Regions from separate parts of the Homo sapiens genome. Here all the other regions are linked to region 3. The links are chromatin loops, found by intact Hi-C in ENCODE. Cell type or tissue: MCF 10A. All regions are shown on one strand.

The links. A loop is a pair of places that touch in the nucleus more often than their neighbours do. Peaks named below come from ENCODE experiments on the same cell type or tissue, not always from the same donor. Only the 100,000 strongest peaks of a DNase experiment are listed, where the experiment ranks them.
Region 1: it touches region 3 in a loop (12-fold over the local background); 12 of 110 quality-filtered maps call a loop at or near these places.
Region 2: a loop joins it to region 3, with 21 times the contacts of the local background. A loop is called at or near these places in 93 of 110 quality-filtered maps.

What each region holds. Positions count from the first base shown.
Region 1 is chr6:157,872,634-157,875,133 of GRCh38, forward strand. SNX9 (sorting nexin 9) reads left to right here. Exons shown (of 18, transcript NM_016224.5): 3 at 469-543; 4 at 2,418-2,500. Among named protein-coding and RNA genes, the nearest start is that of SNX9-AS1, 19 kb to the right of the region's middle. RefSeq lists a silencer at 1,178-1,247. In MCF 10A, a CTCF peak has its summit at 1,297 (motif pointing left); a DNase peak (open chromatin) is centred at 1,268.
Region 2 is chr6:157,665,900-157,668,399 of GRCh38, forward strand. The region is part of intron 8 of ZDHHC14 (zDHHC palmitoyltransferase 14); the gene reads left to right. Among named protein-coding and RNA genes, the nearest start is that of MIR3692, 140 kb to the left of the region's middle. In MCF 10A, a CTCF peak has its summit at 1,462 (motif pointing left); a DNase peak (open chromatin) is centred at 1,452.
Region 3 is chr6:157,313,752-157,316,251 of GRCh38, forward strand. The region is part of intron 3 of TMEM242 (transmembrane protein 242); the gene reads right to left. Among named protein-coding and RNA genes, the nearest start is that of TMEM242, 8.5 kb to the right of the region's middle. RefSeq lists an enhancer at 1-862. In MCF 10A, a CTCF peak has its summit at 1,139 (motif pointing right); a DNase peak (open chromatin) is centred at 1,150.

The sequences.
Region 1 (2,500 bases), 560 kb after region 3:
TAGCGACTTGGGTGCCAGAAGAGTCAGCTGAAGTGTGCAGAAGCCCTTGAGGCAAGGTTCTGGATTCCCTGGAGGATTTCCACTTGATTCTGTTGACCAGCGAGGTGGCAGAGGGCAGATTCCAGGCCTGGGATGCGCATCCCACCGCTTCACATTCAGAGCTGCAAGCCACTTTTATTATCTGCCGCAGACCAGTACACAGACAAGATGAGGGTCATCTAATCATCAGCTGTTTTCAATCTTTGATCACTTATTATTGAAGTTTGATTTTTCTTGTTTTTAGGTTACATCATTTTCTGAAGTAAAGAGAAGGCTTAAGAATTTAAGATTTTGAACGGTGTTCTCTAGGAATGAAAAGCTTAATGTTAATTGCTTTTTTTATGTATAACAATTCCTCCACACAAAATTTCTCCAGGAAATCTCAACTGTAATCTTTTTCTTTTTTTTTTTTTTTTGGTGACTTATTAGGATGTAGGTGGAGGATGGCTGGAAGGAAGAAACATCAAAGGAGAACGAGGGCTGGTTCCCACAGACTACGTTGAAGTAAGAGCTTCCTGTCATTCATTCATTAGAGCTCATCTTTGCCAGGCATCTTTTTATGAATTATCAACTTACAAGAAGTCAGCAACTTTTTGCAAAACAAAATTTCCATTGTAAATATAATAAATGTTAACTATATAAAATATGGAAACTACATTGAAATAGAACTAAGAAAAATATTACCTGTAGACCCAAGCTTCAAAGAATGACTACAGATATTTAGGTTAAGTTTCTTCCAGGGATAGCAACTTTTAATTGGTCTGAATAAAAGTTAGTATTTTTCCTTTGCTAATATTATCTATATTATAAATATATATTATAAATTGTATAAATTCAATAAGATATATGAAATTATATCTCAATATATCTGTTAATATATACATTTTAAATATATATTTATATTTTTATAAGCAAAATATATAAATTTTATAAAATGTATTATAAATTATATAAATTATAAATATAGATATATATTTATAATATGACACATATAACGTATTTTTCCTTTGCTGATATTGCTGCCATCTATAATATTGTTTATTGTACAATAGACTCACAGTTTAAATAGATTTTTTTAAGTGCATATCTCAGTTCCTTCTCCCATTCCCATAGACAGAGGGGTGTCTTGGGGGAGCTGCTGTGGGGATCTCCTGGGTAGAGCTGTTAGGATGGATACCCAGGAGAGCAACACAGCAGCCTGGGCTGGTCCTGCCTGGGACACCCCCAAGCTGAGCCAACCACCTGGCGCCCCCTGCTGGTTGTCTTTCGGTCCCTCCAAACCGAGCGAAGGTTCTTGGTAAGCTTGTCTTTCATGTTGGGTGACAGAAAGAAGCGAAGGTTTCCTGATGCCCTGTGAGTACAACTGGAGCTAGATCAAGAATAAAGGTACCTTTGGTTCACCTCCAGGAGAAAAGAATTCCCCCCAGAGGATGTTTACCTGGGACCTGTCTGCAGAGTGAGATCTAAGGCCGTCCTTCTGTTGTTGATAGACAGTGAGGGTGGGGAGTCATGACCCCTCAGAGAATCCGATGCAATCTCTAGGCTTTCCCTCAGAAACGTGTGCCCATGCACACACCACAGCCTTTTCCATACAACTGCAACCCCCTATTCACAGGCCCCTGGCCTCACTCCGTAGGTCTTATGTTGAAGTCTTGTTTTACTTGTATGCACTTTGCATCCAGGAGCCCACAAATTGACAAGATTGAGAAAAATCTGAGAATTTAAGTTGATATTGGCAGTAATTGGATTTTCTAGGATTCTGCTTATATAAAGGAATAGTGATTACAGATATTCTTGGGTTTGCTTACCTTTAAGAATATAAAACCCCCTCTATTAGAAATAGATCCTGCAGGCAGAAAATCAGTAAGGACGTGGTTGAACTCAGCACCATCAATAAATTGATGTCCACTTAGGGACATCTATAGACTGCTTCATCAAACCACAGCAGCATACACATTCTTTTCAAGCTTACATGGAACATTCTCTAAGACAGACCACATATTCTGAGCCATAAAACATACCTCAACATGTTTGAAAGAAATCATACAGTGTCTGCCCTGAGACCACAATGGAATCACACTAGAAATCAAAACAGAAAGATAGATGGAAAATCTGTAAATACTTAGAGATTGAACAATCCACTTCTAAATAATGCATGGATCAAAGAAGAAATCTCGAGAAATTAAAAAATAGTTTGAACTAAATAAAAATGAAAATACAACCCATTAAAATATGAGTATGCGGCAAAAGCAGTGCTTACAGAGAAATTTGTAGCATTGAAGAATATAAACCCTTTTTGACAATTCTTGCTTGCCCTCGAAGACTCCCTGAAGTGACCGTAATCTATGAAAATAATTGCGGCTCTTTCTCCTATTCAGATTTTACCCAGTGATGGAAAAGATCAATTTTCTTGTGGAAATTCAGTGGCTGACCAAGCCTTCCTTGATTCTCTCTCAGCCAG
Region 2 (2,500 bases), 350 kb after region 3:
TGTCTCTTGCCATCTGAACTCCTATGAAATTTCAAGGACCCATACTGGAAGTATGTGCAGATAACCCAGAGCCAGCTGAGGACCACATTTTCATTATTGCTGCTTCCCTCATTATTGGCTTTTATTATGAGCTAACATTGAAGTTCTATCTAGAACAATGTATATGCATGACATACTCACGACATCCAGTTATGATCCACTTTTTAGTGTACACACTTCATTTGATTGTCAAATAATTTAACTTTTGTATAGCATTGGTGTCATCATTTATGCTTATATCTGGCACTTGTTGCTACAAAGGTCCTTTGGGATCGCATGCTAAATGCAAAGATAGTAACATGGTACATAATTGCTACAATTTTGTTTTTAGAAAATCATTTACTGTATTTACTTAACCTAACATTTTAAATACCCCAATCCAGTATCAAAACAAGATTAAACCAGCAGTTGCATGATTTATTAAGCTAGTATTGCAGAAGAACTCTCCATGTAATCTGAAAAATCAAATGTAGTAGGAAAAAAAATAACTTAGGCAAACGTAAATGATAATGTTAAATAAAAGAATACAAAAAAGCTCTCCTTCCAACCTGCACCTGCATTTTAGGTGGACTTTAGAAGACTGTGGTGTTTCTGTAACTGTTAATAAGCATTCATAAGACCCCAGAACAGAGCTTCACAGCCAAGCAGAAATACATGATGCGTAACTCTAATGCTTTTGACAGAATTGGAGCAAAAGAAATAAATAATTTCACTCATTCTTAATTTGTACACAGACCATCTAGAAAGCTCCTAGTTTTGCTTTTAGTAGCATCTGTACACTCGGTTTTTTCAGACAAGACGTCAGCTAGGGTAAAATAAAATGTATTCCTACATGAGCAATTTTATTTGAGAATCTGCAGAAACAGGAATGATCTCTATGGCATTTTTAAATTGTAACATTAAGTGCTAATGTGTATGACTTCCAGACATCTGAAGCCATAAACTTCTTTGCAAGTTACATGCCGACACTTCATTTGGGCAGTAAATCAGCTGTCACAGTGACTTACTGCAATGACAGCAAAAGCTCCAGCACTCCAGACAGTGGGATTTTTATGCTGCCAGCAGAAAGGTCTTTTCATAGACACTCTTACAAGAAATCAAAATTCTATTCTATTAGTATCCAGCATTCGGCCAATTTTTGACCTTAAAAATTGGTAATGTCATATGATTCAACCTAATATTTGATACATATGAACTTTTAAAAGGTTGTTTTGGAATAAAAACATGAGTATCTCAGTTTTCTGTTCAGAGTAGATGGACTATCACTGTCAGATATCTAAGTGGTCAGCTGTTTTTCCTTAGGATTATATAACTGGTTAGATCAATTCAAACATAACCAACGGCTTCTTGGTGTTAGCCGGGATGTATGCACAGCCACCAAATTGTAAGAGAGAAAAAGCGAGCGGTGATGTCTCCCTCTACTGGTGGAAGGTAAAAGGGTCCTCAAATGAAAAGCCAGGAAGGCTGGGTAGCGGAGGGAAAAGGGTTCAAAGTAAAAAAGAGAGAGGTAGAAAGGAAGAAACAAAGAAGAAAAAGAGAAGACGGAAAAAGGAGAAGTGGGAGAGAAATCAATGGGGAAGAAGGATAGAGGGGAAGAGAGTTGGTGAGTCCAGAGAGCAAGAAAGTTAAGTAGAAAAGTCAACAAGAAATGGGCAAATAAGAATTAGAAGCAAAGGTTTAAAAAAAAAAAAAGGGAAGTGTAAGAATATTTGTCATGGCCATCTCCACAGTAACCCTGAAAATACTGGCCATTTTCCCCCATGACTTTCTCAAATGAGAATCACAGCCATGAAGGTTTATGAACCCATCGCCCTTGGAATTCTGGCAGAGTGGAAAATTAGGAAAAGCTCTTTTAAAAAAATCAGGTATCCCTGAGTCATTTGATATCTAAGTTTTTTCTAAGAAGCATATGTTCAAAACAGGCGACGTTTTGAGAGCGTTTAATGAGAATTGTAAATTCCAGTCAGTAGAGTCATTGCACTACCCTTGGTTGGAATCTGACAAAACTCTGCTCTGTCCACGCCAGTGCTCTCTTCTGAGCCAACAGGAGATTTAGATGGGTGACACCCTGCAGAACAGAGCCTGGTCCCCGTGTGCCCCAACTGAGATTTGCCTTCTAAATGGAAATCAGTTTGAATGTGGCAAAGTGTTTTCAAAGCTGTGAACTACACGCAGGACTTAGATACTTAGGTGCCTGATGCCAGTGCCCCTGCCCCCTGCTGTCATCCCAGCAGGAAAGCTGGGGAGGGCACAGAGAGTAGGTTCATTATTACTACAAAAGCAGTCCCTCTATCAGGGGAAACACCCATAGCTAGACTTAGATAGACAGTCATCTTTTAAGATGTTTAAACAAATCTGTGTAGAAGAGGTGCTTATCATCAGATAAGTCAGGGTTCCAAAGAGTCATTTGGAAAACATTTCTGAGTGACTTCTATATAGATTTTTTAAATTAAATGGCTTA
Region 3 (2,500 bases):
ACTGTGCGCTCACCTGGCCTAATCATAGTGTCCCAGTGTGCGCTCACGTGGCCTCATCAGAGCGCCCCAGTGTGCGCTCACCTAGCCTCATCACAGTGCCCCAGTGTGCACTCCCCTAGCCTCATCACAGTGCCCCAGTGTGCGCTCACCTGGCCTCATCACAGTGTCCCAGTGTGCGCTCACCTGGCCTCATCACAGTGTCCCAGTGTCCGCTCACCTGGCCTCATCATAGTGCCCCAGTGTGCGCTCACCTAGCCTCATAGTGTCTCAGTGTGCACTCACCCGGCCTCGTCATAGTGCCGCAGTGTGCGCTCACCCGGCCTCATCATAGAGCCCCAGTGTGCGCTCACCCGGCCTCATCATTGTGTCCCAGTGTGCGCTCACCCGGCCTCATCATAGTGTCCCTGTGTGCGCTCACCCGGCCTCATCATAGTGTCCCAGTGTGCGCTCACCTGGCCTCATCATAGTGCCCCAGTGTGCACTCACCTGGCCTCATCATAGTGTCCCAGTGTGCGCTCACCTGGCCTCATCATAGTGTCGCAGTGTGCACTCACCTGGCCTCATCATAGTGTCCCAGTGTGCACTCACCTGGCCTCATCATAGTGTCCCAGCATGCATTCCCATGATCATGTACACAGCTGATTTAGGAGACTACAAACCCAAAGTAAATGTTCATCTTTTTTTCCAGAATTAAGTTATTGTGATAAAATTGGTGCTATCTTAATTATAATCAAATAATAAAATACCATAGTTGAAAGTAATCGATGAACACAAACTGAACAGTCAAGCCGTGCTTGTTGGCCAGGGTGGGCCGGGGAGCAGGGTAGATACTGAACTGGCACTGATTTCTCCCCATTGTCAATGCTGGGCAAACTTACCTGCCTTGGTCTAACAAGACATCTTCTGCTACCTCTCCTTCTTTAGATCCTCTGGTTAAATGATATAACAGTGTGTAAAATACACATGTGTTTATATTTAATGTTATTATATGCATTCTATGTGAAATGAAATTCCAGAATAATTATGAATAAACAAACAGTAAAACCAAAATACTTTAAAGAAACCGAAGTTTCACTTTAAGCATTTTAAACATGTTCCCTTTTAGGCCAGCAGATGTAGCTGCGAATTAAAATAGGAACCGCAAGCACTTTCATCAAGCTGCTCTAGGTTAACCATTAGATGGCACCCTTTTGTATTGGAACTGGGTTTCTATCAGAGATTCAATTCAATTCGAGCTAGCTACTTACAATTATTTAACGCTGGAGTTGATTTTATCTAGAATGATCATCTCAGTTATTTATTGAGTGCATAGACTTGGACCATTTCTGTTTAACATTTTCTGACTGAGACTGTTTTCTTAGTCATACAAAGATGAGACAGTACACAGTGACAGAAGTTCTTACTGGACTCAGGGTAACCTCATAATTATCAAAACTCTCTAAACGTTGAGCTGAATATACCACATTGCTGTCTGCAAGCCTCAGAGCAGGGTCATACCATAAGAATTTGCTTAGAAAGTCAACAGGTAAGGTTTACCCCTTTACAGGGTAGCGCTGTCTTAGCACAGTGCTTGGCTCAGGAGAGACCCACAAATGACTTTAGAATGAACAAACCAGCAAATTAGTAAACACTACCGCCTTTAAAAGATATGACCTTGAAAAGGTATCAGTGAGTTCATTTTTCTGTGGGCCTTCTCAAACATGGAGATCAAACTGATATGCCTAATGATCTATATGCAGAGAGAGTGCATATGCAGTCTCTCTTTTTACTTAGACATAAAGATGTCAGGAACTCTCTTTCTTTGTGGTCCCAGCACCTAACCCAATCCCAGGTACCCAGCAGAGGCTGAGTAGATATTTCCTACTTATCACTGGATGACATAAAGATGCAATATAAAAGGATTCCACATATTCTTATATTCAGTAGTGCCAACCAGAAAATATTTTTTCTCCCCAAAATATCTTATTTAGGCAGCAATCCTTGTATCAATGCCAAAAAACAAAGAAGTTCACATTCTACCCATCTTCAGTGCTGGGCAAACGTATCTGCTTTGTTTGGTAACAAGATAGCTCCCAATACCTCTCCTTCTTTGGAACCTCTGATTAAATGATATACCACTGTGTGAAATAGAAATGTATGTTTGTATTTAATGTATGTGTTCTATGTGAAATGAAATTCCATAATAATTATGAATAAAAAATTGGATTATTCTAGCACAGTTGGATTATTCTAGCCCATAAACACTGAATTATCAAGTGTATAATTTAGATAACCTAATTTTGTTGGTTTATGAAAACTGGGATTGACTCTTCTAAGTGAGACTATTTGTATTTTCAAATACCTTAAAATTTTACTAAGTTTGTGACCCACATTACTAAACACTGGAAACATCACATATCAGTTCCACACAGTTCATGTAAAGTGCTAGCAGACTGTCATTTTTATAGAAACTAGAAGCTTAATAACTTTATTACTAAGTACTACTTAATAATCTGAAGAT